Linked DNA regions of Homo sapiens: regions 1 and 3 are each linked to region 2. Evidence: chromatin loops called from intact Hi-C (ENCODE). Cell type or tissue: PC-9. All regions are shown on one strand. Links, peaks and the distances in the headings refer to the core of each region. The heading gives the core; the rest is flanking DNA.

Region 1 (10,267 bases), core at 741-8,740, 130 kb after region 2:
ACCTACTGAATGCCCACTATGTCCCAGGCATAATGACAAGCTCTGCCCTGTTCACATGGCCTAAAAAATGATCAGTGCATCAGAATGGGTAAGGCAATAAGAACAGAAATGTGTTTATGAGGTTATCAAATGAGCATGGCATCACAGTGAGAAAGACTGGGGGCCTCCAGGACATTCTTTCCACCACAGAGTGTGGAACTTAATCGTATACTTCCCCAAAGTGTGACAGAGATAGATGTCTTGTTTCTCCCTTATTTTCCAGGTATCCCATAAATATATGCCATGTCACACGGGTGACCCAAATCACACTGGAATTTCAGTGCTCTCATCAATCGTCTGTCCCTTCCAACCCTCTTGATGCATTTCTTCTTAAGTTTGTCTCAGACCTTCCTGAAACCTTAAGCCTCCAAATCCAGGCTCACTTCTCCTAGCCCAAGTAGCTCAATTTTTTTTGTATCCGAGAAGAGAGTTTTTACATGCTACACCCTCCAATGTTGCTTCATTTCACTTCAAAGAGCCCCGTCATCATTTAATGACCTCCCTGTTCTTCCTGTATCAGAAGAGGAAGTGGACCCACTCATTTCCAAGACAACTTAGCTAGTAGAGACCCTTTCGGTGCCAAGGTCCCATGCTTCTGAAACCTGTGACAGTATATTATTACATCCTGAATCTTTAGGAAGAGCAGAAAACAGCCATTCCTTCGTATTCTAGAGAAAAATGAGATATCAGGGAGCAAACAGCATCTTAGGGGGCTACCATTTTCATTCTTATGGACAAAATTCAGCCCACATAGAAATAAATCAATAGATCATAATTTATTCCCAAGGAAAAAAATTGGATTAGTCACACAAAAGTTGTTTAAGGATGTTGTCTGCAACATTAATATGTAAGAATAGAAGAATGAGTAAAAAAAATGGTCTAACTACAAGTATTAATGTTATACAAGCATTAAAAACCAGGTTCTCAGAAAATATATCTGGGAAGATATGGGAAAATGTCTCTGAGAATAAAACAGATTTGGAATAAAACAAATACACATATTGTAACGTGTACATGTATGCCATATATATATAAGCATAAATATGTAAATTGTGTCTAATATATAAATGAATACATTCACTATATATGCACATATATTATTGTAATTTTAGTTTAAAAGAAGAAGGAAAAAGCAAAAGAAAAAGGTTAGCAGGTTAGCTATTTTTAGGTGTTAAGAGTGACTTATAATAAATTATGGGTTTACAGGTGATTTTGAAATTTATCCTTTTGGAAATGTGTTTCTGTAAAAATGATGAACATCATAATAAAGAATATCTAAAACAATGAATCTTAACATTGGAATGACATTGGGCAGCTTTAAAAAAAAAATACTGATGTCCGTGACCAAACCCAGATATTCTGATTTGAGTGATCTAGGATGCTGCCTGGGTATCAGAGTTTTAAAACCATCCAGATAATTCTAAATATTTAGCTATAATTGAGAACCACTGTTTTAAAAACATGTTTCTTTTTAACTATGTGCATTACTTATTTTAAATATACACATTCAAAAGAATTCAACCTGTAACTAAAAGTTACATTCATTAGGATTTTTCCAACTGAAGTCTGAAAAAAAAATCAGAGGCTACAGAGAGGAATGGAAGAGAGAACTGTATCAGAAATCTAAACATGATGGTCACTTGTGCTGTCTGGTAACCAGGACAAAAGGGAGAATATGAATCAAAAAAAGATAATTTCTGTTAAAGAAGTTTAGAATGAATTCTAAGAGGAAATCATCTCGTATATGTAAACGATGACATGGACATGATGGAAAACATATTTATTAACAGTTTCATAGATAATACAGAGACATTTTCCTATACAAGTTTCGTATACTAACTTCTTATAAAAGCCAAGGTATAACGATGCTGATTTTGTGAAAACATTTCGGTGGTGAACTCAGTGAAGTAGTCTGGACTTATCGGAGTTAACGTTATATTTATTTACAATAAAAAGGATTATTTAAGAACACTAAAAATGAAAATGTATTATCCTTTTAATCTAACTTCCATTTATCTGTAACACAGAAGTTAATTTCTCAGTTAAGCACTTTGTGGTATGTAGATAGGACAGATTTAGGAAATTAAGTTGGGATATGTTAGAAATGGGCTATAGTGAGGAGAAGCAAACACACAGAATGTAGGAATTCACATTCACATATATGAAAGTAGGCTTTTGGACAAGAACATTGGTGTGTACTTTTGAGAAGAGTATTCCTCCTTTTATACCAATGAGTGCACACAGATTCACACAGATACAGACACAAAGAGACACACACTTTTTGTTTTTTAGTGATAACTTCCAAAGTAAATGTACAAATATTTGACTCAAAATAACTTGACATTTTCAGCCTGAGTCTCCTCTCCTCTGTTCTTGACTCAATTGAACACACACACACACACATACACACACAAACACACACACACAAACACCAGTTTCTAGGACAGCAAAACATATCAGGGAGTATAGTAAAGAAGTTCCAAAGGGGAAAAGCTTTTTTTGACTTTTAGCACATAAGCAATAATTTATTGCTAACAGCAGTTAATGTAATGGTTTGAGAAATGTGATTACCACACTTCCTTGGGAGAATCTGCTAAAAACAAAACTAACCCTATTACACAACAGTGAAAATAAGTCCAGAGTCTTGTGGATTATCCATGTGTAGCTGAAGTCACAGACACTATGTAACCTTCTGAAATTTCTAGGCTACTTCAAGTTAGAGTGCAAAGCTTCCCTTTCAGGTAAGATGGACAGCGATCTTAATTGCTTCGGTTTTCAAACTGATGGCTGGCAGTTAGTGGCTTGACATATAGGTTTGGGCACACTCCTGCAGTTCTAACAAACCTTCCCGTGGACCACCAAAGGTGAGTTTGCCATTCAAAGACCCCCTCATAAACCAGGCCTAAACTGTCTTTCTACTTTTATGTCTTAGTTCCTTCACATTCCTGCCCCTCTGCCTGAATCATCGCCACCCATGTGTTCATTTTTTCCACCTCCAATCCCTGGCTGAAGCTCACCTTTCTTTTTCCTCATTCCCACCGAACACCATCTGTCAAAGATCATACTCCGTCTTCAAAATCCAGAACCCACCTCCTCCACAAAGTATTCCCTAATTGTGTAGTTAGAATACATTCCTTCCTCACTCAGTTTTATGATTCTATTACAATACCCTTCAACAAAGTCAATTTTCATTTTTTTGAAAGCTACATTTTTCCTTCCTTTTATCAATGCCCAGGGTATGGGGCCTTGTTTTGTGAATCCTGTAGCCTCTACAGTGAGGCATGCAATAGGTATTCAGGGTTTTTTTTTTCTTTATAGCGAAAACTTGGGTACACATGGATGTAAAGATGGGAATAACAGACACTTGGGAATCCAAAAGGAAGGAAGGAAGGAGGGGGAGAAAGGGCTGAGACACTTCCTGTCAGGTATTATGTTCACAGTGTGGATGATGGGATCGATAGAAGCCCAAACTTCAGCATCACACAATACAATCTTGTAACGAACCTGCATATGTACCCCCAAAATCTAAAATTGAAATTAAAAGAAAAGGATAAAGTGTTTAGCATTTTAAGACCTGACTAATCAAATACTGTCATACAGGAAGAGATGGCAAAAACATTGTAAGTAACACACACACACACACACACACACACACACACACACACACACACGACCCCCATGAGTTGCAACTCTTTAGACAGAAAGGTAAACAAATCATTCAATTATCATCAACTGAATTCTCATGACAATTACCAGACAATTATCTTCATAATAAATTATCTTATCTTCCAACAGCCAAAGTTAAGTGGAAACCAGATCTGACCAGCAAAAGCCTGGGAAGGAAGCTGGTGTATATTAGGTATTTGCAAGGAGTTGGGCACTTCACATATATAACGTTCATATAATATTAACAACTCTGCAAGGGAAGGCTTATTCCATTTTTTTATTTGAAGAAACTGAGCCTCGGAGAGGTTAAGCAATTTGCCCAAGGCTACACTGTTAGGAAATAAAGCTGGGATACAAACCTGGGGCAGTAGAACTACAAAGTCTAAACTCTTTCCATCCTACCAAGCTGCCTCTCAATCTCACATATAAATAGCTCAGAATTTTACTGAAGATTAACAGGAGAGTGATTCTCAAACTACTTTATATTTTTGCAGGGCCTTAGAGTAACACCTGTCCAACTGACATGGAACCGTGAAAGTCCAGAGTCCTGTGGACTATCCATGTGTAGTTGAAGTCACAGACACTACGTAATCTTCTGAAATCTCTAGTCTGAAAGATTCAAGGTAGGGAATAGCTCAAGAGAGAAAATACCAATAGAAAGTATTATAATACTCAGAAGAGCTTGAACCTCAATAAACTGAGGATACATACTATCAACTATTAAATAGTTCTGACAGATTACACCTATTATATGTTATTATTCACAAAAAGCATATTAGCTGTACTGGGGGAAAAAAAGGAGGATTAATTAGAAGTTATGAAACTTGGAATTCAGTTCAGAAAACCATGAACTTGCTGTGGTGTCTTGAGCAAGTCATTTTTCTTGCTGGGTGTCATTTGTGCCTGTTTGCTCAATACCGGGATTGATTACAGGATATGCACCCGTTACTTCTAACATTCTGTAAGCCTGAAGTTAGTAACTTGTAGACCTACAGGACCTCACTAGCAGAGAGGAGAGATTCTGCTCATGCTTGCACTCTGAACATATTTGATACGCCTTAGAATATGATCCCTGCAACTTTCCTAAAAGCATGTATAGCCAGTTGAGATACTAAGATAATAATCGTGTGGAAGAACAAAAACGTAAACTCTTAAACAGGTGTCTGCAGGTGGTTCCCTTGCTGCATTCCTTTGCGGTGAGCCCAGACATTTCCTTGCCCTGTAGTATCTGTTTCTCCACCTCAGGTTAGGTTTTGAAATTTTAGTTTTTAGACAAACACAGGATCTGGTTTTCCATTTTTGTTCTGTATACAAAGTGACGTTAAAACCATTTCAAAGTCAAACAGGTCTCCTCTCCATCCCTCAGCCCTCAAGAATTCAAACAGGGCTGGGTTTTGTTTGGCAGCAGGGAGTGGCAGTAGCTGTGAAAATGCTTGTCAAATGTAAGAAGGTGTGATATGCTTCAGGAAAGAAAATTGCCAGGAGCAAGAAGGATAGAAAACATGGCATACGAATTGAAACAGCTGCAGAAGAGACATCCAGTTTGTTATATCCATTTGTGTATCTCTATAATACAGAACTAAGTGTTTTAACAGCCCTTTTGAAATTTGAAAATGGATCTTCCATCGATTCAGAGCTATACACTGGCTCAAACTAGCTCTTGTTCAAAGAGGTCATCTGGTAGGTCACTGCCCACTACTACACACTGGAGTCTACATCAAACTTTGATAAGGCTCTGTGAAAACAGGGCAAGTGCTATTAGGAGATCTGTAGAGGAAGAAACGCACCAGATTCTACTCCAACCCCACTGCTATGATCACCAGTGCTCTCAACACAGGGCATTTTTACAAGATATCATGAAGAGATGATAGGAAATAGACCCAATTGCTCTGATAACCATGTTGGCTTCTGTATAAGTTCATTTCAAATATATCTGAAAGCAGTCCTGCCTTTTCAAGGAGCCAAATTTTCCCATCTTAATTATTTGCAAATACTTGTTTCCATGCAACAATCAAAAAGGCAAAGAAACTCTTGGGTACTTTATGCTTCTCACTACTTACTCTTGAGGAAGAAAAAAAGGTCAAAAGCAGCTTTTCTTTACCAATGAAGAAGTTGTTGTCAATATTTTGTAAGCAATTCAGATCATTGCAATATTTCTTGTATTCCTATTCGGTGCTTAGCACTATGCTAAGTATTAGGGATTATATAAGATTTTTATAGTATTTAGGAAGACAAGATTAGTTATTTCATAAAACTTGGTCTTGGGTTCCCAAATCCTTTCGAGTTCTGTTTATTCCTCAGCAAGTAAATAAAAATGTCAATTTCTTTGGCACTGAATCTAAATAGCAGAGAATTTCAGAAAAGGAAGAAAGTAAATAAGAGAGATCTCAGGAAAAGTTTCATTAGGAGGATGCACTGACTCAATACATGTACATGTAACATACATGAAGGGAGGTATAAGCTCTGCCTAAGAGAGTGGAATTGAGAAAGCAAGTCAGAAAAACCTCCCAGAAGATGAGAAGGAATCATTCAGGCCGGGCATGGTGGCTCACGCCTGTAATCCCAGCACTTTGGGAGGCCAAGGCAGGTGGATCACCAGGTCAGGAGATCAAGACCATCCTGGCTAACATGGTGAAACTCCGTCTCTACTAAAAATATAAAAAATTAGCCGGGCATGGTGGTGGGCGCCTGTAGTCCCAGCTACTCGGGAGGCTGAGGCATGAGAATGGTGTGAACCCGGGAGGTGGAGCTTGGAGTGAGCCAAGATCGTGCCACCGCACTCCAGCCTGGGCGACAGAGCGAGACTCCATCTCAAAAAAAAAAAAAAAAAAAAAGAGAAGGAAGCCTTACAATTCAGGCTTAGATAAAGAATAAAAGCAATGACCATTGTGTAGAAAAGTGTCTATACAGCAGTTTGTAGTTTATCAGTTATAGTTTCTGATTTCATATCAATAATGTCATTTGAAAAAAAAGGTCAAAAGTGGCCAGAAACTTTACTCAATGTAAAGGAAAAATTTTAAAGTCACCTGAGCTTGATGTATAATCATTTTTTTCTTATGAAATTTACTTTCGGATCCTGTCTCAACAGAATCACAGTGAAATAAGTGATTTGTTGATACAAAGACCCCAGTAATGAAAACTGCTTCCCTGTGGCTTGCAGGAGAACCTGCCTGCAGTCCACCATTGGCTTGAGGTAGAGAAAACAGCTAGTCTTCCCTGAACAGTTGCCAAAGAAACAGCCAGTGTTCTATGACATTATGGTCAGATTAAAGGAAAATAGACTGACCCTGTAACAATGCCATTGGAAGACCAGCTGCTTGGAAAATCGCAATAATTATCCAAAGTCTTCTTTCACAACACACATACAACAGAAAATCTAAACCAACACATACAAGCAGGAAAACATTTTTTTTTTCCCCAACAAATCCATTGTGGAGTTCTTGCCTAAGCGTAAGAGTCAATTACTGCTGCTGCTGCTTTTTTTTTTTCTTTTTTTTCTAAAGGGAGATAGAATCATCTATTATTTTGTCTCACTCAGAGATACAATCTTAAGCCCAGGCTTATATTATTTTAACTAACATCAGCCAGAAAGGAAATGAGTCTAAGATGAAGTGCTTTAAAACCAAACCTATAACTGGCTCTACAGTCCTTGAACATCTTGGTTCTCTATACAATATATACTTGAGAATAGATCTAAAATCCAGAAAGTCTAATTATGCTTGTATTGTATTGGTGTGTTCATTGAAATGCCAGAAAAGTTATCCAGGTGGCCTAGGAGCTGGCTTCAATATAAGGAGGTGGGGTTAGCTTTGGAACTAAATCCAAATAGCATAATAAAGATTGCTTATCCATATGGCAAATACTACAGTGAAGTGTTAGGGGCACTAAATTCTGGTCATTTCCATTGGACAAGTATTTATTTAGTGTCAGATGCCAACACATGTTGGCTAAACATAATCATAACTAGTATTTATTAAGCTTTTATTGTGCGCGAAGCACTGAATTGACTGTGTGACGTGTTTTCTCATTTAATCATCAAATACCCAAAGGGAGGAAGACATATTATCATTGTCCCCATTTTACGGATAAGAGCATTCACTGAGTCTTGGAGTTGGGTAAAGTAACTTGTCCAGATCTCCACAGCTCATGGGCAGGGATATCTTCTGGGCTCTGCCGCTAATGACTTTGCCATATTGACTTTTAAGACTGAGAGACAAATGCAATGCAACATCCAACTTCCCACAGTGGGTGACACATGAATCACACATTGCTTTTGTTTTCTAAGAGCTAGCAGAAAAGTCTGAATTTCAGTGTATGTGTGTGTATGCAAGAGCAAGATGGAATGGAAAATACATCCATTTACAAATAAGTCTCATTCAAGTCACAATAAACCTGATACTACAAGAAAGCAGAGTTTGAGGAACAACAAGAATTTTAATAGCATTTGACTTAGAGAAAGTCATTTAATTTATTTGGAAAAAAAGTACATGGAATTCAAGTGAGGAGGCAGTTGGGCGGAATTTCAGTTATTAGAAGTGAATAGAAAAGCTTAATGTTGTAACTTAGGGCCATTTCCTTATGAGAATTGACTATAATACTGTGAGGAAAGGGGAAGGGAGATTTAACATTTATTCCTAGGATATTAACTATCTTCACCTCTACTTCTGAATTGAACCAGTGTCATATAAGGAGACTGGTGAAGAGAGATCATAACATTTCTCCTAAGCTATGTCCTTATTGTGGCTTTTTTGTAATGCATACTGTCTTAGTGTATATTTTAGGGCAACCTTCTTGTCTACTAAGTGACAGAGGTAGACCAGTTGACCTCCTAACTAAAGGTCCTTTAGCATCTATTAACATGCTATTGAGAAGCACTGCCTGGGACAGATGCTAAATAGACGTGTGTGTGTGTGTCTGTATGTGTGTGTGGGTCTGTATGTATGTGTGTATGTTTGTGTTTTGAGATAGAGTCTCACTTTGTTGCCCAGGCTGGAGGGCAGTGGCACAATCTCGGCTCACTGCAACCTCTGTCTCCCCGGTTCAAGTGATTGTCCTGCCTCAGCCTCCTGAATAGCTGGGATTACAGGCGTGCACCACCATACCTACCTAATTTTTTTGTGTTTTTAGTAGAGACAGGGTTTCACCATGTTGGCCAGGCTGGTCTCAAACTTCTGACCTCAGGTGATTTGCCCACTTTGGCATCCCGAAGTGCTGAGATTACAGTTATGAGCCACTCTGCCCAGCCAATAGATGTTTTGTTAACAAAACTTCTCCAGAATAAAAACTTCCTTTTAAGTATGCTAGATTTGCTCAAGTGGGTCCCCAAACTCAGCAACGGTAATAATCTTATGGAGCCAGGCAATCCCAAGGGGGCAGAGTGCAGCTTTCTGCAGTGTTTAGGGTTATCTAGCCAATAACTGAGTAATGCAACTACAAGAGAATCTAGAACTTTGCTAGACATAGTAGGCATTCAGTGACATGTGGAATGAATAAACACGAGTAGTGATTAAGAATTCATATTCTGGAGATACTACCTGGAATAAAATTTTATCACTACCCGTAGCCTTTTAATTTATGATAACCTACTTTTATATTTCAATATCAATGAAACAAGAATAATAATGATACTGATTTAACAGATTACTGATGATTACATAAGATCATTCATGCAAAATACTCAGTACAATAAATGGCACAGAATAAAGCATACATCAAATAATATCACTGAAGAACCCAGAGGGACATGAGTGACTGAAAAATGGTTTTTATTGCAATGAAATAGCTAAGGTATTTGCTAATCTCACTGGAGTCCAGTAGGTTCATTCATATATAAAAATATACATGGAGTACAATTTATATTATTCAAAGACCATTTTTCTAATTCGATTCGTAAATTCTATATGTGTCTGTCTAGCATGAGTCTATAAGCTCCAAATGCTAAATTTGCTGCAATAACTGGCTCCAGGAATTGGGGAAAATAATAGCAAACTTCATACTGAGTGAGTGGAAATACAGAAGCTATATTTTGTTCATAATCACTGATCAATCCTTTTATTAGTTTGGGTCCATTCTCCTTCCCTTTCCCTGCCCTCACTGATACTTTTTAAGGAGAAAAGCTAAAGGATAAAAAAAAAAGTGTAATTTTTTCCCCAAATCAAACCCGTACCCAGAATGTTAGATGTTTGGAGTAAAATTTCTTAGATATAATACACACACACACATACAGAAAGCTGCAGCGAGAGAGAGAGAGAGAGAGAGGGAGAGTGAGAGAGTATAATTAGCTCCTGGGCATGAGGGGAAATCTCAAAAATTACCCAGGAATGAGGGAAAAATGTCATTCTAGGGTTAGTCCTTTGAATTTATTTAATAATTACATCTACAAAGAGAACGCTAATTTACCCCATCAGTGAACATTTTGGAAACTATTTATTTGGTTTTAAAAATATAATCTTTAAAACATCCTCAATATGCACAAGAGAAGGGGAAAGATAAACACAGATGCTAAAGAAACAAACTGAATTGTGCTTTTTTCAGTTCTTCTAGTCATTTTTGCAAATTCCTT
Region 2 (10,267 bases), core at 1,037-9,036:
AAAATGTAGATCTCAAGGCCACACAGTAATTGGTAGAATAAACCTGGATTATGGTGTTTTTATAGGCTAAATGTAACCTCCAGCATATAACCTCCTCACTTACTAATCCCTATATCTCTACCAGAACTATTTAGATTTTCTCCTCCTGCTCATCACTAGATTTTTGCACTGCTTAGAGATGATCACAATCTCTTTGATCCTTCTCACACAAAACTTCACCTCATATATAGGAGCAGTAAGGTAATAGTTTCAGTGGAATCTGCTGTCTCTTGTGATGCTCTGAAATTTGGATCTTTTGCCTGAACTAACATCTTAGGAGGGCTTCAGTCAGTTCACCATTCGTAAGTGGATTTATTTCTTCATTTCGTGCACTAACTTGGGTCCAAGTGAACCTTTATTTATTTATTTACTTACTTACTTATTTACATAAACCTACTTGAAAAGATATATGAGGAAGCTTATAATAAAAATCACAAGTATTTTTAAACCCAACTATAAAACAGGAGCACAAATGCAGTTATACTTAAACCTAAGTAGATCCACCCAAATTTTTAATGATTTTTTTTTTACTATATAAGTTCACTGATGAATTTTCCATCTGAAACTTTATATAAAGCAACTTAACAGATGCTATCTTTATAACACCATTATAATAAAGGCTCTTCTATGTACCAATGTTACAGCAAACCTTGGTAAGTGTCGGAGGTGTACTATCAAGTTGTACTTTGAAGATAGAGTTCTGGGGCCTCCAAGCCATGTAGTCCTCATTGATATAAAACTTCCTGAAAATTTAATAGGAAGATACAGACAGATTTGAAATATCTTGAGAAATAGCTAGTTTGCAAGAACCCCTATGCAGTCTTTCGTTTTGTTTTGTCTTGTTTTGTTTTTGAGACAGAGTTTCGCTCTTGTCACCCAGGCTGGAGTGCAAGGGCATGATCTCGGCTCACTGCAACCTCCGCCTCCCGAGTTCAAGCAACTCTCCTGCCTCAGCCTCCCAAGTAGCTGGGATTACAGGTGCCTGCCACTACGCCCAGCTCATTTTTGTATTTTTAGTAGATTCAGGGTTTCGCCATGTTGGCCAGGCTGATCTCAAACTACTGACTTCAGGTGATCCGCCAGCCTCGGCCTCCCAAAGTGCTGGGATTACAGCCGTGAGCCACTGCGCCTGGCCAGTCTTTTCAAATATTAGCTCTCTCAGCTGAACTAGGAAGTAGACAGCAGACACGTCTAGACAGAGGTCGCTGGCCAGGCCCTAAAGTGCAGATGTGCTGTGCTGTGGCCTAAAGAAAGATACCCAGAAAGTTCTTCAGACCTGCTAGAGATCGTGAGGCTGCTCAGGCTTCCTCCCTAAAGAACAAGGTCTCTGGACTTGGCTTTGTGTCTAACAAAGCAGTTACCGCATTCCCACCTCTTCCCCTGACCCAAACACACACACACCCTCCACACACACACGTCAATATGACAAGCTGTTTCCTCATGTTCTTTAGTATAGAATCACAGCATATTAGACCAATTTGCTGTTTAACCCATCTATTTAACAGATGAGAAACTGAAGCTCAGACAGAGGGGAGCTGCCATTTGCTTACAAGGTGACAGACCCCAGCTCCCATTTCTGCCCCTCCATGAAACAGTGTCTCACTGAAACACACTGTGGGTCGTGCCATGCTCCTGCTCAGTCACCTCCACTGATCTCCCATAACCCTCAAGGGAGTCCAAACACCCCAGCCTTGGCATCAGAGCCCTCCACAGAATAGCCTTATTTGGGTTTCCATCCCAGTCTCCATGTTCTTCTTCTTGATTGCTGGCGAGTGATCTCCTCAAAGGTCTCCTGCTCCCACGTAAACAGACCAGACTCATTCGCATCTCCATCTCAACATGGATTCTCCTGCCCATTCCCACGTTCTGAGAGCCTGTTCTCAGTGAACTGGGATGTCCAGAAACGAAGCAAGGTCATAAAATGGCTTCGCATACCCTCCACGTGTGCCTCTTCAGAGCGTCAAAATCACACTATGGCTTATTTTTACTTTTAATAATATTTTTGTGTGTAATTAGCAAGGACTCTGAAAGCCTCAGCCCCCTCCTGTGTGGTAGGAATGGCAAATACGCCCATTTTATAGGGGAGATGAAGGAAGTGAGACCCAGTGCTGAGAAAGGGCATATGATTCATGTTTCAGCAAGCAATGAGTCAGAGGAGGAGACGTCGACCCAGGCTTCCTGATGCTGAAGCTAGAGCTCCATTCACACGGCTGGGCGTATTGCCTCTGTTACTTCCAAATGCTTGATATCTTGTTTAAAAAGTCAACAAACACTCACCCCAACAGGCTGACTTTTGAGTAAGTTTTTTATTATGATGAAAAAGCACAAGAGACCTTATCTTTTCTGACCTCTGAACAGAACCTAGAATGTTAACTACATAGTTTATAATAAAGAAGCTTCAAGCTTTCCAAGTTGTGATCCTCTCCTAAGGCAACTGTGTAAATAGAGGCAATTCTGAAAACTTGGACTGTCAAAGAAATTGGGCAAGTCTGGCTGGGCGCAGTGGCTCATGCCTATAATCCCAGCACTTTGGGAGGTTGAGGCAGGCAGATCACCTGAGGTCAGGAGTTCGAGACCAGCCTGGCCAACATGGTGAAACCCCATCTCTACTAAAAATACAAAAATTAGCCAAGCATGGTGGTGGGCACCTGTACCAGCTACTCGGGAGGCTGAGGCAGGGGAATCACTTGAACCCAGGAGGCAGAGGTTGCAGTGAGCCGAGGTCATGCCACTGCACTCCAGCCTGGGTGACAGAGCAAGACTCTATCTCAAAAACAAAAACAAACAAACAAACAAACAAAAAAAGAAATTGGGCAAGGCCAAAAGTCCAGTTGAGGCTGGAAATGATATATCGCACCAGCTGTGTTCTGACCTTCTCTAGTGTCTGATACCTATTTCCAATATCCAGTGGCTGTTCTACTGTTTAGGGGCTGAGAAGAAGGGGTAGGATTGTGGTAAGTGATTTCTCTTGTTGGGTCAGAGCATTTTGAAATCCTGGAAAGGCTTGTCAAAAAGAAAGTGGTCATAGGTCATTCTGCAGTCCTTGAGAGAAGAGGAACAAATGGTAGCCTGCCTCCAGAAAAGGAGTGAAAAGGGTAGGGCTGAGAGCCCCAGTGACCTGGGTATAAAAGATCCTTTAAATGCCCTTTAAGGTACTTTGCCACATTTACTGAGCCCCTGCTAATGTACCATGTACTTGGATAGAGACCCTCAGTAAGGTGACTGTATAATTTATCATCCAAACCCAAAAACTTCAAGGTGAAGGAGGGACCTATTAATAACTAATTATACCAAGACAGAGTCATAAACTGAGATGGCAAATCAGGATGTATTATGATGTACCTTATGATGTACCTTAGCCATAAGGTACATTTTATATTATACCAAGACAAAGTCATAAACTGAGATGGCAAACCAGGATGTATTTATGATGTATTATGATATACCTTAGCCATCAGTATTGAGATCAACAGCAGAGTTTGTATCCACAGAGAAATCTCTATGGCATAAGAGGGATCTAGCAAGCACAAAAATGGCATAACCCAAGGCTGGCTGGGTGTACTGAGACTGAAAGAGAAAGAAGTGACATCTAAATAGAGGAGATGGCATTGAAGCTGGGTTTTGAGGGATGTGAAAGATTTGAATGTGTGGCAGAGATAGGCCAAATAGAGGCCATCAAATTCTGATGAGTTTAAAAAATTTTTTAAGACATCTCAGCCAAGGCCCAAGTGGCAGGAAAGCAGGAGGCGTCCATGGAGCACCGCGACCAGCCAGAACCCATCTGATGTGGCTGCCATGGAAGGAGTGGTAAGACCAACGAGAGATGAGGCAGGAAGGGTGCTGATGCCAGGCTGGGCTTGGTTCTAATTTCCTAGAGAGCACCAGGAGCGAGCTTTCCTCCTCTTATCAGCATGGCTGCACAAATCTCCATTCTCCTCATCCTGGACTTTTGTTGAGACTGCTCAGACCCACATCTCGTGGGCTGCTGCTAGTCTTACCAGGCTGACTGTCTTCCCTCCAACAAGGAAGGGAGTCTCATTTGAGGAACTGCACAACCTCTTCTGGTTTCTGTACCGGTCACTTTCTCTCTCTAGCCACTGGAGAAGTGGGTTGGAGCATTAGGGGGAAGTGTCTGTTTGGCAACCTCACAGGGCTAGAAAACTTGAAGAGGGTGGATTTTAGGGGCTATCCCCTTGAAAACATTCAAACGTTTGAATCTTTCTGGTGAGACCACTTGTATTCCTATTTTCCAGGAGTACACACAAGGCCAGAGGCACTTTGGACCTCAGGGCTTTCAGAGGGGTGAAAGACAAGGCGGTCAGGGAAAGACTTTCTCATTTGGCCTCACTGTTTTGTGATGTATGTCAGGAAGGTGTTATTGTGGTGAACAATGGAGAAGAAGGGAATTTAAAAGCAGAGAAATGAGTGACTCACCCAAGGTCACATAGCAAGTAACAGAGCTGCAAGCGGCTTGAATGCAAATCCCCTGGACCCAGGCCATGTATTCATGAACCTACCTCAAAGCCTGCTCTCAGAAAGAAGTGGAAGAGGGAGAGGAGGAAGACAAGAAAGAAGAAAGAGGAGGGGGAGGAAAAAGAGGGAGAGAAGCAGAGGAGGGGAGAGACAGCAGAGCCCTTCACTGTAGGTGAAGGACCTGGAACCTTCTCCTTTCACCCCTACTCACCCCCACTCCCTTAACTCCTCCTGGACCCAAGAAAATGTGTCCAAGGCTGTGCGGTAGGGAACGGCTGCTGGGTAACTTCTTTGCTGAGGCGCAAGCATGGCCCTGCGGGGTTGCTGAGCCTTTCAAAGGTCACTTGTAAACTCTGATGTGGCGCAGGGGCTGGCCCGGAGGGGCTGGGGCCTGGGCCAGGACGAGAGGACGGGCCTGCCTTTGGTGCCTAGAAATCAAAGCAGTCAACCTTGGGCTTTTTCTTCCCCCTCACACTGAGGCACTTTTATTGGCGAGATGAAGGGAGGCAGAGCGGGCCTTACAGTCCTCGCTTTGCTTTTGGAGGTTAATGACCCAGTTAGCAGCTCTTGGCTGCGTTTCCGACATTTTGCAGACATCAAGCCCCGCGTCTCTGCCAAGTACATTCTGTTCCCTGGAGCACATCCAGTGCATCTCAGATTACTATGTAATGCGACAAAGAGGGAGAGGTGGCTGGGAGGGGCATCGGGGAGCGGGGCGGGGAGGGGAGAGGGCGGGACGCAGGAGCGTGCGGGGAGGAGAGGAGGATGCCACTCTAAATATAGCTGCCCTCCTGGAATGCATCTTTCAAGGTGCTTATTTACTGCACAAGAGTGATCCCAGAGTGAGGGTACGATTGGGCCCTGTCGTCCAGGAATCCTGGAGCGCCGAGAGCGAAGCCCAGAACCAGGGCGAGGACAGACAGTGGGGGTGGGGAGGAGGCTGCAGGAGGCTCCTGGCTGGGAAGGGCTGGGAAGGTGGAATTCGAAGGGGGCGGGGCTAGGAGGTGGTGGCCCCGCCCACAAGGCCGCCGCCCCGCTTTGCAGCTCGAGCCTGAGCTGCAGCCTGCGCGCTAATTATAGACGTGAATGGAAAGCGGCCGCTTCTGAATGATCGCGTTGCTCGAGCTGCCGTTGGAAGCTTAGAAGCAGGTGCTACCGTGCTAGATACAAAGCGATCTATTTAAAAGCCCTCTGTCACGCACGCACACTTACTGACGAATCCTCTGGCTCTCTCCTACCACCGCCCGGTGGCGGATTCCGGAATTGGTTCAAAAGGCCTTGATCCCGAACACCCAGGACAGAGACAGAGTACTTTTCCTACCTCTTTCGCCTGCATCCTTAGAAAACTCCCGTGGATGAGAAGATCCCCAGGCCTTTACAAGCTGTTGTTTTACAAAAGGAGAAACTGAGGCAGGAAGAGGCGGTGGATGTGCACCAGAGCACGTGGTGCGTCGGTGCAATAGCTGAGGTAAACTTCTGGTCTCCTGACAGCCTCTCCATTTGCCTTACCGGGTTGGAACCTGAAGCAAGTCTCACTTTAACGCCGTTAATTTCCAGGCATGGATCTTTAGCCAATGATGAGCATCCTCCTCCTTTCCTGGTTCAGCGCCTGCTCCCTCCAGTCCCCACCCCCACCCCACTCCCACACGGAAAACTTGCTAATGCTGGCTGATTCTCATTGCTGGGTTTACTAGTTCAGGCCTGGAAACTGGGTAACCTCAATAACTATGACCATTTCAGTATGTGTGAGTCAATCTAATGTGCCCTCCCTCAGCATAATCCTGTCACGAGGAACGACGCAGGGGGCAAAACCTAGACTTTTCTTTCCCATCAGCATCTTGGCTGCACCTAGTGCTCACAGCCAAGTGTGTTAATGCACATGATGGCCTAATCCAGTCCATACGAGCACAGTGAAAATTCTTATGCCCATTTTATGGAATCCCTGTAGAAATGGAGTCTTGGAGGGAGGAAGTGACTTGCTCACAGTCATCTGCTGATGAGTGGTCGACTTGAGAGCCAAAACCAAGTTCTCTACCCTCGATGTGGGCTATGTCCAGTATTCATGCTTTGGCCTGCAAGGGGGAGCAGCAATCCACTTAGTAATAAAGAGGGATAAACCTACGTTCCCTCAGACACCTGGAGTGTCCTGAGGATCTCCACTCTGACCATTGGCCTTTTCTGCCTGTGGGTCTGGGGCCACTCCCACGCTAATCCACAGTATTAAACTGGGCATGGAGAGCTGCTGTCTTCTCTAGAAACCGAAATCTCCAAGTCCAGTAACTACATTCAGCTTCCAATAACAAGGCCAATCCTACTTACCACCTGGACCCATCTATGTCTCCCCACCTTTGCTGACTGCTTTGGACTTAACTCTGCCTGTGTCTCTCTTGGCTATTCCTGTAACCTCAAGATCTCCACCAGGGCAGATGGATAAAGAGGCAGCATCCAGTAACATGCTGAAAAAAGAAGGGAGAGGGAATAGGTGTGGATGATAGAATATTTTAGTTGTTTTTTATTTACCTCTTGGAAGCAAAGACTGTATCTTAGTCTTTGTAAGTCCTCCTTCTTCCCAACATATACAAGGTCCAGCCAGCCCAATGCACCGAGCATAGCAGACAACCAGAAATGTTAAAGAGTCATAAAACTTTCACATGGCTGTGGAAAATTGTATATACCTAGGTTGGTCACAGTCATGTTTCTCTGATAACAAAGATAGGTAGTTTTACAATACTGACAAATTATTTAAGCTTTCTAAGTCTCAGTTTTCTCATCTGTAAAATGGGCATAATTGTACCTCAAAGAAGCAGTACTGGCAGTGCTGAGCCAGGAAAAAAGCAAAATGTTCGCATGTGAATGGTTGTATCTACAATCAGGCTACTTAATTTGGAATCTGAATTCAGCTATGAGTCTAGCACTATGACTAGTGTCAGCACTCAGTAGTTCTTCTCACACAGGGTTGTTCTAGGAATTAAGCTGGATAACATATATGAGCACTCTGTACAGTGATATAAGATTGCTCACATACTTTATTATTAATAAATAAAGTTGCCCAGGGTTACACAGCTAACATACAGTAGAACTGGGATTTAAATCCAGATATGCTCCTGTCTCTGTCCTAGGTCTCCAGTCTCAAGTGCATAATAGTCATCATTACTGAGCACTTATTCAATAATATGGTTTTGCATTAACTGTGTCTGCTTCTATTTGAGATGCAGAAATAATAGACATGCCTTTAGGTTGGAGATAAGTAGGTAAGGGCCTAGGACAGATACACAAGTAACTGTGTAATACCAGTCAGTGGATGATGAGCGCTCTGATTAGCACAATAAACCAAATGCCATGAGCACCAGGGAAGAACAAGCAGATACTCCCCAAGGTGGGGAGAAGGGTTCAGGATGGCTGCAGTGAGGGTAAAGGAGCATGAACAGATCCTGGAAGAATTGGTAGCATTTGGACAAGTGGAGGTAGAGGTGAGGGAAGTTCCTGATAAAGGGATCAGCAAGAGCAAAGACCCAAAAGCAGGAAAAGAAAGGGAGGATTTAGAGAACAGCAAGCTTGCCAGCATTCAGAGAACATAGTGCCGGCGGAGAATGAGCAGGGGCAGAATGAGAAAGCACACTGGGAGCTAAGCAAGGAGACCAGGTGTCCCAGGGAGCCAGGGCAAGCTCAGCAGGGCCAGGTGAGTCTCTCTGATGACATGGAGGGCAGATGTGCTACAGTCTCAGGATGATAATGAGTGGAGAAATTTTGCTCTGGGGCCAGTTATGAGGCAGCAGAAGCTAGGGTAGCTTCATAGCTCCTTTGTAGCACCTCCTAGATGTTGTATTTGTGTATTTACTTGTGTTTCATCTTTTACGTTGGCCTATAAACTCCATGAGAGATGGGAACAGGAGCCTTTCCTTTCTTACTTGTCCCAGGGCTTACCACAGTGACATCCATAGTAGGAGCTCGATAAAGACTTGATGAGCAAGTGAATGCTTCTTTGACCCCAAGGCCAAGAGGACCACCACAGTGATCCAAACGTGGACAAAGGTTTCTCCAAGAAGGTTGTTCCTACCTTTAACTTCAGTAAACAGGTAGCCCAGGGTGGTGTAGAAGAGTTTAAAATTCACTGAGCAGGAATGCAGGACTTCTTTAATGATCCCTCAAATATATGTGCTGCAGTTTTAGAAAATGAAATCAGAAAGAACTGGGGAGAAAAGAAAGAAAAAAAATGAAACCTTGAGCTGAAATAAAACCCTTCCTGTGACTCTCTATCTCTTAGTTATCTTAATTACCCATCTTCTGGTTTTAGTCTTCCCTCTCTAAAAAAAAACAAAAGAAGGATGAAAGGGAAGAGAGAGAGAGAAGCAAAGAAACTTGCCCGAGAGAGCTATGAGTTTAGGCAACTGATTTTGTTGTCTTCTAAAGCCTTCTATGGCCTGGCTCCCTTCCCAGCTCAAGTTGGGAAACAGAAAAGAAATCCAATTGGTTTCCATTGTTAAGGGTTTGGGACAAACTGCTGATAGAAGCTGTGCCAACTGTCCTATCCTGGCCTTCTTTAAAATATGAATGTCATTGCCTTTTGTCATTCCACTTGGAAAGGCAATTTAGTGCTATGTTTTTTGAACAAGGGGACAGGATTCCAGGGCTGGAACAAACAGAACCTAGAGGTTACCTAATTCCACTCCTTCATGTTATAAAAGAGAAAACTGAGGAAAAAGAGAGAGGAAATGACTTGTTGATGGCTGCCCATCACATAAGTGATGGAGAATGGCAGAAAGGGATGAAGCCTTCTCATTTTAATGTTAGTGCTCTTTCCATACATGATGACAACTTCTTTAAGAGAGAACTCATATTTCTCTGAAAAGAGGGTAGTTTTAGAGAAGCAGATCTGGATTTAAATCCCAGTTCTACTGTACATTAGCTGTGTAAGCTTGGGCAAGAACCCAGATCTTCTGCAATAACAATAGTCATCATTACTGAGCATTTATTTTGTGCCAGGCTTAGGACAGCTAAGAAACTGGCCCAAGGCTGTGTAAGTTGCAAGTAGTAGAGCCAGTTTGAACCCAAGTCTGCCTTATTCTAAATCTCATAATATTTTCATAGTAGCACATTTCTTCTGTATGCCTCAGCTTTCTCATCTGTGAAGTAGTTATTTTTAAGAAGGAATAAGATATAAAGTGCCTAGCACAGACTTGATATACAGTAGGTGCTCCATAAAAATCAGCTACTATTATGTTGAAGGAAACCTTTTGAATGTATTGTGTTACACCTTAGATCTTACCATTTTGATTATATTACTCAAGAATGTTGCCTATTATCAATCATCATCCTCACACTCATCAATCTCCACCAGCACTGTCTCAGCTTTCCCCGGATGTGTCCTCTCTCGGGGTTACGTTCCAAACATGGAAGATCTAAACAGACAGGTAGGGCAGGATGGGCACTGAACCTCCTCGTTGGTGCTGGAATGCTGAGGCAGACAGGTCAGGTCTGACAAGAGCAGCTATGGCCACTCACAGATCCAGGTGCAGGAGCCAGGTGGGTTGAACTAACTAGGGGCCAGATTACAGGGATTTGGGGTGAGTAATGCCTAAGGTGAGCAGACCACAGCCTCTGAAAGGCCAATTCATAGGAGGAGGGTTCAAGCTACCATTTCTGGCAAAATAAAGACAAGACGTTAGCTAGGAGGAAATAAAACTGGGTAAGTAGATCACCAGAGAAAGAACATAAAAACCAGGATTAAAGCAAAATCCATTTGGAAGGAATTGAG
Region 3 (10,267 bases), core at 802-8,801, 67 kb after region 2:
GTGAGGCACTTTTCTTTTTTTTTTTTAATTTTATTTCATTATTATTATACTTTAAGTTTTAGGGTACATGTGCACAATGTGCAGGTTAGTTACATATGTATACATGTGCCATGCTGGTGTGCTGCACCCATTAACTCGTCATTTAGCATTAGGTATATCTCCTAATGCTATCCCTCCCTCCTCCCTCCACCCCACAACAGTCCCCAGAGTGTGATGTTCCCCTTCCTGTGTCCATGTGTTCTCATTGTTCAATTCCCACCTGTGAGTGAGAACATGTGGTGTTTGGTTTTTTGTCCTTGAGATAGTTTACTGAGAATGATGATTTCCAATTTCATCCATGTCCCTACAAAGGACATGAACTCATCATTTTTTATGGCTGCATAGTATTGAACAGACACTTCTCAAAAGAAGACATTTATGCAGCCAAGAAACACATGAAAAAATGCTCACCATCACTGGCCATCAGAGAAATGCAAATCAAAACCACTATGAGATACCATCTCACACCAGTTAGAATGGCAATCATTAAAAAGTCAGGAAACAACAGGTGCTGGAGAGGATGTGGAGAAATAAGAACACTTTTACACTGTTGGTGGGACTGTGAACTAGTTCAACCATTGTGGAAGTCAGTGTGGAGATTCCTCAGGGATCTAGAACTAGAAATACCATTTGACCCAGCCATCCCATTACTGGGTATATACCCAAAGGATTATAAATCATGCTGCTATAAAGACACATGCACACTTATGTTTATTGCGGCACTATTCACAATAGCAAAGACTTGGAACCAACCCAAATGTCCAACAATGATAGACTGGATTAAGAAAAGGTGGCACATATACACCATGGAGGTGAGGCACTTTTCTAGTCTGTGAACGTGCATCTCAACCAAAGCCACCACTCTCCCGCTCCCATTAATGTCGCCCTTATTCCTCAGGCATGAGGACTAGGAAGGGGTGAGAAGTCATTTGCTATTTAACTTGGCTCTCATTAGTCCCAAGGAATAAGCAGGTGGATGATGATACTGGCTTGATGGATGATAACACTCCAGGGAGGGAAATGCATAAAACACTTATCAGGTGTGATTATTTTAAAGGATTCTTAGATTTAATGCAGGAGATTTAATGAGAAGAAATGATATTTTTTCTCTCACTTCACATATTTTAGGATATAGCAAACAATGAAAGGAGTGAAATGAGAGGAAATAAAAAGTGGAAAGCACACCCTAAAGGTACAGCTTCCTGAGGGACGCAGCTCAAGAGAAGGAACACTTGCTTGCTGAACTGTTACGTAGAGCAACTTCTAGAGCATACATGGAGACTTTCTAGGAGGTTTTTTGAAAACAACATGGTACCAAATTCCTTGTAATTATAAAAAATCACAAAATGACAGCATCCTGGGAAGCAAAGTCTATCAAATGGCAAAGGCCAAATCTCAGAAATGCCAACAGTTCCATAACATTTGTTTTCAGACATTGTTAGCTCATGGATCGGCTCTATCGGAAATGCCTGTTGCAGCAACATGCACGTGGTGTGCTCTCAGTAAATGTGAATGGAGAGAAAGACTAAAATGCATTGCTAACCTACGGCGGTTTCTGCCTCTGTGGAACGTACATCGTGGTTCATGGGAGAGAGGCTTCTTTTAGGAATCGAGTCACCTCTACATGCCAATGAATTCTAAATGATATGGTCTTGGTTGATATTCTGAACCTGACAGTTCCAGAGAGGTTTTTGGTGAATGGAATGTAAAGGAACTCTCTCTGGGGAAATTTATTGCAATGTGCTTCCTTCTGCCCATTGTTTGTTCTTATCAGTGGCCTTTTCCCACCAACTTCCTCACAGTGCTGATCAGACAGAATACCTAGAGGTTTCCCACAAGAAGACACAGATGTGTGCAAGCTCTAAATGATCTCTAAAGACCGCAGTACACATGTGGATTTGCCACCTGGCAGTCAATTGGTCTCTGAATTTCCCTGGATGACTGGGGGCTTGGTAGTCTGTAAGAAGTCGATATTGTCCTCTAAGGTGTTCTCAGCTGTGAGCGTGGCTACTTGGAGACAGCACTGGACTTGCAAGACCTGGTTATATCCCCAAATCTGCCACTTCCCAGCTATGTCACAGCTTTTGGCAAGTCACTTAATGGCTTGAGCCTCAGCTTTCTCTTCTAGAATAGGGGTACTAATAACTGTCCTCCCTGCGCTATTTTCTGTGTGGAAGCAGTTTGTAAGCTCTCTTAGGAATTACTATTTTACAGCTCAGAAAGTTACCTCCAGGTCCTGCCCAGGAGACTGATGGCAGTTTCTGCTTACAGTGCTCTCTCATTCAAAGTTGGGGTAGAAGAAGCCACAATCATGGTCTTCCCCATGACAAAGGTATATTATTTAAACTAAATAGTCATCCAGAGCAATGAGGAAAGCATTTGTACATTTCCATAGAAAACTATAGCATAATAGAACCCCTCTCCTCAAGAACGATATCCTTTTCCACAGATGAACTAACTAGAAATAATGAGTTTTCGGCAATACCACTATCTTTTGCTTTTGACTTCTTCCTTGTTAGACATGGGGATTATACACCAATATTTCCCAACCTTTTTTTTTTTTTTTTTTTTTTGAGACGGAGTCTCGTTCTGTCGCCCAGGCTGGAGTGCAGTGGCGCAATCTCTGCTCACTGCAACCTCTGCCTCCTGGGTTCAGGTGATTCTCCTGCCTCAGCCTCCCAAGTAGTTGGGACTACAGGCGCCCGCCAACACGCCCGGCTAATTTTTGTATTTTTTTTAGTAGAGTCGGGGTTTCACCATGTTGACCAGGATGGTCTCGATCTCTTGACCTCATGATCCGCTCGCCTCGGCCTCCCAAAGTGCTGGATTACAGGCACGAGCCACCGCGCCCGGCCCATTTCCTAACATTTTTAAGGTCATTATCAACAAGTCAGATAAAAGGGGTGTACTGTTCATGGGTTAGTTACTGGGGAAGGCATGAAGCTACACAACAACTGTCAGAACGGTCTGTCTTCTAAATAGGAAAGTACAACCAGCAACAAAAAAACTCACAAATTCTAATGTCTGGCCCTCAGAACATCCTTCAGACTAATTTTAGAGATTCTTAAAAATTCAAAAAAGTAATGCAATGCCCAAAACAAAACAAATATATATGGAAGGAAAAGGAGGGGGGAAGCAACACTGTATCATGTACTACAGGTTTTGTGTGGCACCAAAGAGAACATATGCCCCAAAGGCTGGCTCTGTTTTAAAGTCGTGTAGCTTGGAACAAAATGTGCTGAAAGAAATGTAAGACCTCAAGGAATAATGAGCTCCCTGATACAGGTGATGTTTAAGTAGAGTCAGAATTGGCACTTTGGGAGGCCGAGGCGGGCGGATCACGAGGTCAGGAGATCGAGACCACGGTGAAACCCCGTCTCTACTAAAAGTACAAAAAAAATTAGCTGGGCGCGGTGGCGGGCGTCTGTAGTCCCAGCTACTCGGGAGGCTGAGGCAGGAGAATGGCGTGAACCCGAGAAGCGGAGCTTGCAGTGAGCCGAGATTGCGCCACTGCACTCCAGCCTGGGCGACAGAGCAAGACTCCGTCTCAAAAGAAAAAAAAAGAATTGGCACTTAGCAATGAATCTGTAAGGGAATTTTAATACCAAGTAGAAAAGATGGCTGGGAAGTCCTTTCTAATAATGGACTCAGACTCAATAGGAAAATAGAGATGTCCTGCTTGTTCTTTTGTGGAGGGTCAAAGGACATGTACCCTTGCTGCAAGAATAGAAGATGTAGCTGTGGATCAATAAGAATGCTCATATTCTGTGATAATAAAGTTCATGGAGGGCTGCTTCCTGTCCATACTGTGCATGCTGGGTTATATTTTGGCAGATCATCTTCTCTTCCAATTATAAAGAGATGGGAAAAGCAAGTAAATACTTCCTCAGGCTTCCTCTATGCCTTTTTCTTCCCATTCAGCCTGATTATTTGGAAGCCTTTTTTTTCTGTTAAGAAGGAATTTCCAGAATCCATGATATTTTGGCCAATGCAGAGGGTCTTCTCTGAGTATAGCCCATGTTTCCCTGTTGTGCCTTAAATACTCTTTTCTCAACTTCTAAATCAAGTCAAAGAATCAGCTCAAGATTTCTTATCAAATTTTATGTACTCCATAAAGTCTTACTAATGTCACTGGAATGACTCTTCCTGATGTCACATTCCTTCCTATTGAGTAAGTACAGATTTAAGTGGTTGGATCTTATTACAGTTGGCCAGAATCAAAGTTACTTAGGGGCTGATTCTCTAACAGTGATTATTTGGTAATTATAAATTGAAGAGCTGAGTAAGAGATAAGGATGTTGGGAGAACAAAAAGAAAAGAAAAATATGGACTCCTAAATGATTAGAGAAAGAAGCTGCTCACTTTTTCTAACATGTAACGTCTCTAGGTACAAATATTTGAGCACAGAATGAATGAATCTCGAAATCAATCAACCAGCAAATATTTATGTATAACCTGTAAAGTGTCCATATATTAAAGTAGAACCTATAAAGTGTTAATATTTAATATGAAAATATGGAGGAAAAATGTCTTATTCTGAAGAAGACAAGGATAAAAGGAAAAGGTTGAATGGAATATGAACTGACCCAGAAGTGGGAATCTCATGGATGGCATATGCATTAGCTTGCTTCCTGTTTTCAGGATGAATTTGATTTTGGCAACATCCAAAATAGTACAGAACAAAAAGTAACAGAACTGTCTGTAGACATGGGAGTTCTATCCTTCTGTAGCTTTTACACTTCTGGGTCTGAGGTTTTTTGGGGAAATTCTCTTTGGGTGATTCCAATTTCGTTTACTTTCAACCCTAAAGAAAGCCTTTCAACCTAGCCTGACTCATGGTGAACTGCCAAGTTTCACTGAGTACACTGAAAATTAGAAAATATGTTTGTGTCCACTGTTTAAAGAAGCAGCAGAGAGTGATAGGACATGACACTATGTCAATAAGTGAAGAAAAGCTGAATGAGTTGGTGATATCAGACATGAAGAGGCAAAGATTTGGACTTAAGACTTGTTTTGTGGAGCTACAGAGCTAGAATAGACGTATGTGAGCGCAACTACATACTGGCCAGGACTAAGAAGATATGGGATGGTGATTCATCAGGAAAATAACAGAGAAGATTCAGATCTTTAAAAGGGCCATGATCCTATTTTTTTTTTTTTTTTTTTGAGACGGAGTCTCGCTCTTTCGCCCAGGCCGGACTGCAGTGGCGCTATCTCGGCTCACTGAAAGCTCCGCTTCCCGGGTTCACGCCATTCTCCTGCCTCAGCCTCCTGAGTAGCTGGGACTACAGGCGCCCGCCACTGAGCCAGGCTAATTTTTTGTATTTTTTTTTTTTTTTAGTAGAGACGGGGTTTCACCGTGTTAGCCAGGATGGTCTCGATCTCCTGACCTCGTGATCGGCCCGCCTTGGCCTCCCAAAGCATGATTCTATTTTATTTGGGAATAGCATTCGTGTTTGGGGGCAACTGTAACTCTCTATAGTGGTGTAGAACACAAGATGACATGGTGATGCTTCTCTTTCTTGGTAGAACATTCCATTCGTAGGGTAGAGAACTGATTTTAGAAGCTACATTCAGTGCCAAGTTGACTGAATGCGATTGTGGCTGTTTAATAACGTTTTTATTTGGGTATGTTACATAAATGCCCACCAGAGTTAAATGAATAAGGATTTCTCTGGCCCTTAAGTGGATGGGTATCTAGGAAAAATTAACAATGCCACATAACATGAAAGGCTTAATGCAATCATCTGAAAGTATTATAAAGGAATTAGCTGCAGTGTTTCACCCCTCTCTAGTATATGTAGGTGTTTGTAGAATATTAATTTTTATTTTTAACAAAGGCTAGATGTAGAGATATTTATTCGTGCATCAAGAGACTTCTGTCAATTAAATAACAACCAGAATTTAACAGCAAAAATTAGCACTTTTTTTTGTAACTTTGAAGGGGACCTGTCAATCAGCTAAAGAAAAAAACACGCGGGGCACGGTGGCTCACGCCTGTAATCCCAGCACTTTGGGAGGCCGAGGCGGGTGGATCACGAGGTCAGGAGATCGAGGCCATCCTGGCTAACACTGTGAAACTCCATCTCTACTAAAAATACAAAAAAATTAGCCGGGCGTGGTGGCAGGCGCCTGTAGTCCCAGCTACTCGGGAGGCTGAGACAGGAGAATGGCGTGAACCTGGGAGGCGGAGCTTGCAGTGAGAGGAGATCGTGCCATTGCACTCCAGCCTGGGTGACAGAGCCAGACTCCGTCTCAAAAAAAAAAAAAAGAAAAAAAGAAAAAAAACGCATCTTTCACACAGCTCTCCACAAAATAAGGGACATGCATGTTGTAACTAAGATAGAGTCCACAATTTTTTGCACAAGGGCCAGGAAAATTAAATAGAAAAGGAAATTAGTGTCCTTTTTTCTGGATTGAAGGGAAATTCTGCCTGTAGTCTGTGATCTAAGAAAAACTGGTGCTGTCCAACCTGCTGAAAAATATTTTAGTATCAACTATTACAATATATTATTAGTCTTACAGGCTAAGTGTTAATCTGTGTTAAAATTCTGAAAATACAATAGTTATTCCTTTGCTATAAGGAAAGTTATCAAGCTGCAATGGAATAAAATAAAATGCCATCATTAAAATTATAATTTTTTGGGGTTACATTGCTTCAGACTTAAAAAAAAAATCTTAACCTAGTCTTTGAAAGATTACTTTGCATACAGCTGAGAAAACTAGATCAGTCACAAATGAATTTTCCAAGAATCTATGACCTCAGTCCCTGATGAAAATTCATTAACATGAAACAGAAAGACTCTATTATCTCATTTCACTTTACGAATAAATACAACCTAAAAAATATGCCCCTATAAAAGAAGATTTTATGGATGCCACATATATTTTCTGGTAGCCTTCCCCTTATGAATATAATCATAATTCCCTAAAATCATAATGCATTGATTTAATTTACAAAAAATCCAAGTACAGCAACACTAATAGGTAGGATGGAAAGTAGGAAAGAAAATAAGAAGAGGAGGAAGGAAGAGGAAGAAAGGAAGGGAGGAAGAAAGCAAGAGAGGAAGAATCCTTACCAAGTCATAGTAGCTTCAGTCAGGTAACTTTTTAAGGTTTGAAATAAGGCTATGCTAACCAAACAACAGCCTCATGAGAAAAGTTTCATTCTAGTTATCTGTCAAGTGAATAACTTGGCCTGAAATATTCATGGTTGCACCATATTAATGCCTCACTGAGAACAAGTTTTGAACTTGTCTGGACCACTATTAAGCAAATACAATGAAGACAATTAAAAAATATGCTGAATGGTGGTAAAGAATCAAGTTGAAGTCTCTGTCCTCATTATCTGACTAAAACTACTGTAAAATCAAATAAAAAACACTAACATCCATTATATCACCTTCTGGCATAAAAATGTTTTACTCATTTAAAGACCTATGAGATACTTCCAAGACAAGGAAAAAATAAATACTACTAGAATATATTAAGATGAAAAGTTGACTTCTCTCTCTTTCTTTTCTTTCTTTCTTTTTTTTTTTTTTTTACTTTTTTACTTTTTGGTGAGTATATTTTTGAGATTTGGTGGTTATCATTTACATCATTGACTCTTCAGTGGAATATTCATAGTAGTGTAAATAGATTCTTTGAAAATAAGGCACAAGTATATGTTGTTCTCTGATTGTCTCCCACGAGAGTGCACCAAACGAGCGATCCCAAGAAATGGACTTGAGGCACATTTTGCAGAGGTGTCTTTTTCAGTTTGCTGGTTTCCCACAGATGGCTAAAGCAGGGGTATGGAACATGCTGTCATATTTCATTCATAACACACATGTACTATAGCTCTAGGCAACAGATGGACAATCGCTTGTTTGAACTACAAATGTGAAATACTAAGGTAGAATAGCAATATTTCTAGAAATGTATATGAAAAAATAAAGCCTTTCCAAGCCAAGAGGAATGGTGAGAGGCTTTGAGGTTACATCAGTGTTTCCCTGATCTCCCTAGCAGCTGCCATAATTTCCCCAACACCCTTCAAAACTTGATAATGGAAGGATCAGGGGGCAGCCGACACAGATTTGACAAGAGAAGCCCAAACCATATCCAATAGAAATAACACTGTTATTCCTGGCTGGTTCACATTAATAGGATTTTTACTAACTAAAAAAATGGCTGGAAGTTGTGTTTTCAGAGTCCTGTCTATATTCCACTAACTCTCTACTATAGCCCCATGGAAAAAGCCCTCTCTTTCTTCCTCTGTACCCAAATATAAAATACTTGTTTAAATGTAGAGTTTCATATCCTTTAAACCTCACCATAAACATCTCTGTGGAATCTTTCATAGGGAACAATTATAGTGTTGATAAGTCCACCCCCTTAATCAGCACATACCCAGAAAAGTAATTTTGATCAGAGAAGTTGCTCCTACAGAAATAACAATGTGTTAATGACAAGAAAAAGAACCCACATCTTTGAGCTGCAGAGATGCCAGCATCTAACAACCTGATGCCTTATGCTGGGACACATGACTTATTTTTGAGTCGATTATTTATTTATTTGTTTTTTTAAACAAGCGCATGCCACCATGTCTGGCTAATTTGGTTTTTATTTTATTTTATTTTTTGTAGAGACAAGGTCTCACTATGTTGCCCAGGCTGGTGTCAAACTCCTGGCCTCAGGCAATCCTCCTGTCTCAGCCTCCCAAATTGCTGGGATTACAAGTGTGAGTCACCACACCTGGCCTTATTTTCGAGTTTTAAAGGCAATTTTCTTGGCCAGTGAGACTCCATGTTGAGTCAGTATGGTCTGGGGGTTGAAAAATTTAAGAAATCCTATTTTGATATGTTCTGCAGAGCCCATGATATAGTGGATTTTTTTCCTTTTCCATGTCTCTCTTGTTACACAGAATTACCAAATATTTATATTCCTGATACTTTTCAAAATCAGTATATTTTTACAAACTTTCTGTTATAGACTCTGATTTTTCTACTATTTATGTATTTAAACCACAACAATTATGATATTATATCAGCAGACAGTATGATTATAATCATTAAAGTAATACAATCTTTTTCTCTCTGTTGCAGGCAAAATTTCATGCAACTAAAAAAGAGTGACTTGGCATTGTTTAAATCAAATGATTAATAGAAAAGACAGTAATATAAATCATATATTTAAGAAACCCTAGAATAAAATATTGTAGGATCCTTTCCTTATTATACCTTGTGAAAGAAAAAAAAAACTCTAAATCTAAATGTTTCTACATATGTATGAGTGCACATTCATTATTATAAAAGAATAAGTCTATCTTAAAAAGAGATTTACTTTAAAAACCTTTGGTAAAGATACTCTGAGGTTATGTTATAAGAATGCATAATAAAGATTGTAAGCAAGCAGTATTCTGCTGACGATGCCACAGGGATGGGTCTGTGACAGCATTTTCTTACAGCTTTTCCTCTTGACATGTAAACATTCAGTTACACAAGGATTTAAATGTAATAAGCAAGTAGAATGTTACTGCATTTTATAGTATAAATATTCAATAAATTCTTCTTCTTTTGGCAAAATTAATAATAATATGACCACTTTAAGAGATACAATCTATCCCTCAATAAATTGGACTCTCTGCTTTGTCCTAAAGAGAATTTCTCCGAAAGTATTACATAAAAAGTTACTAAGTCAAAATTCAAGCCGATTACATTATCAGCCCTATTGTCAAATAGTCAGTGCTACTTGAGGTCATCAGCATGGTCTGGCTTCAATTTGGAAGACAGGAATTCAGAGACACAGTTGACATTGCCTCCCAAAACTAACATGCTGCCCCTAAGTGAATCTCATCATATTTCACATTATGAGAAATATACGATCAAAGATAAGAGAACTAGGGTAAGAAAAAGACAGTGGTCAAAGGAAGCTCTTAAAAGCTATAATTTTGGTGGTTCTAACACAAAACCGTTTAGTGACAAAAGCAAATGAGCCATACATTAAGGATGAGCTATAGTGACCATCGGCTTAAGAATTTCTAGTCACAAAAAAAGAATCACTTTTATGATCATTCCTATTCAAGTAAAATAAATTTAATTGGAATTCCTGAGGAATAGTTTGCAATTCAAAACACGTATCCATAATTTTTTATTTCAGTTCTGATGTTAAAATTAAAAACTAGAAAAAAAACTAGAAATCTGAACATCACTTCACAATAATGAAAAAGATATCTGTGGAATAAGGA

Evidence for each region. Peaks named below come from ENCODE experiments on the same cell type or tissue, not always from the same donor. Only the 100,000 strongest peaks of a DNase experiment are listed, where the experiment ranks them.
Region 1: a loop joins it to region 2, with 6 times the contacts of the local background. A loop is called at or near these places in 3 of 110 quality-filtered maps.
Region 3: a loop joins it to region 2, with 15 times the contacts of the local background. A loop is called at or near these places in 12 of 110 quality-filtered maps.

Annotation. Positions count from the first base shown.
Region 1 is chr3:188,812,471-188,822,737 of GRCh38, reverse strand. All of the region lies in intron 9 of LPP (LIM domain containing preferred translocation partner in lipoma), which reads right to left. Among named protein-coding and RNA genes, the nearest start is that of MIR28, 130 kb to the right of the region's middle. In PC-9, for the core only: no CTCF peak of the experiment used is centred there; a DNase peak (open chromatin) is centred at 4,957; H3K4me3 peaks cover 586 bases; H3K27ac peaks cover 2,498 bases.
Region 2 is chr3:188,942,992-188,953,258 of GRCh38, reverse strand. It overlaps TPRG1-AS1 (TPRG1 antisense RNA 1), which reads left to right and starts at 5,620. Exons shown (of 2, transcript NR_046873.1): 1 at 5,620-5,980. In PC-9, for the core only: a CTCF peak has its summit at 5,755; DNase peaks (open chromatin) are centred at 2,278, 4,478, 5,178 and 5,538; H3K4me3 peaks cover 1,305 bases; H3K27ac peaks cover 2,914 bases.
Region 3 is chr3:188,876,078-188,886,344 of GRCh38, reverse strand. It overlaps LPP (LIM domain containing preferred translocation partner in lipoma), which reads right to left. Exons shown (of 12, transcript NM_001375462.1): 12 at 1-10,267. Among named protein-coding and RNA genes, the nearest start is that of TPRG1-AS1, 66 kb to the left of the region's middle. RefSeq lists enhancers at 2,979-3,478, 3,479-3,980. In PC-9, for the core only: no CTCF peak of the experiment used is centred there; DNase peaks (open chromatin) are centred at 4,194 and 4,924; H3K4me3 peaks cover 371 bases; H3K27ac peaks cover 1,592 bases.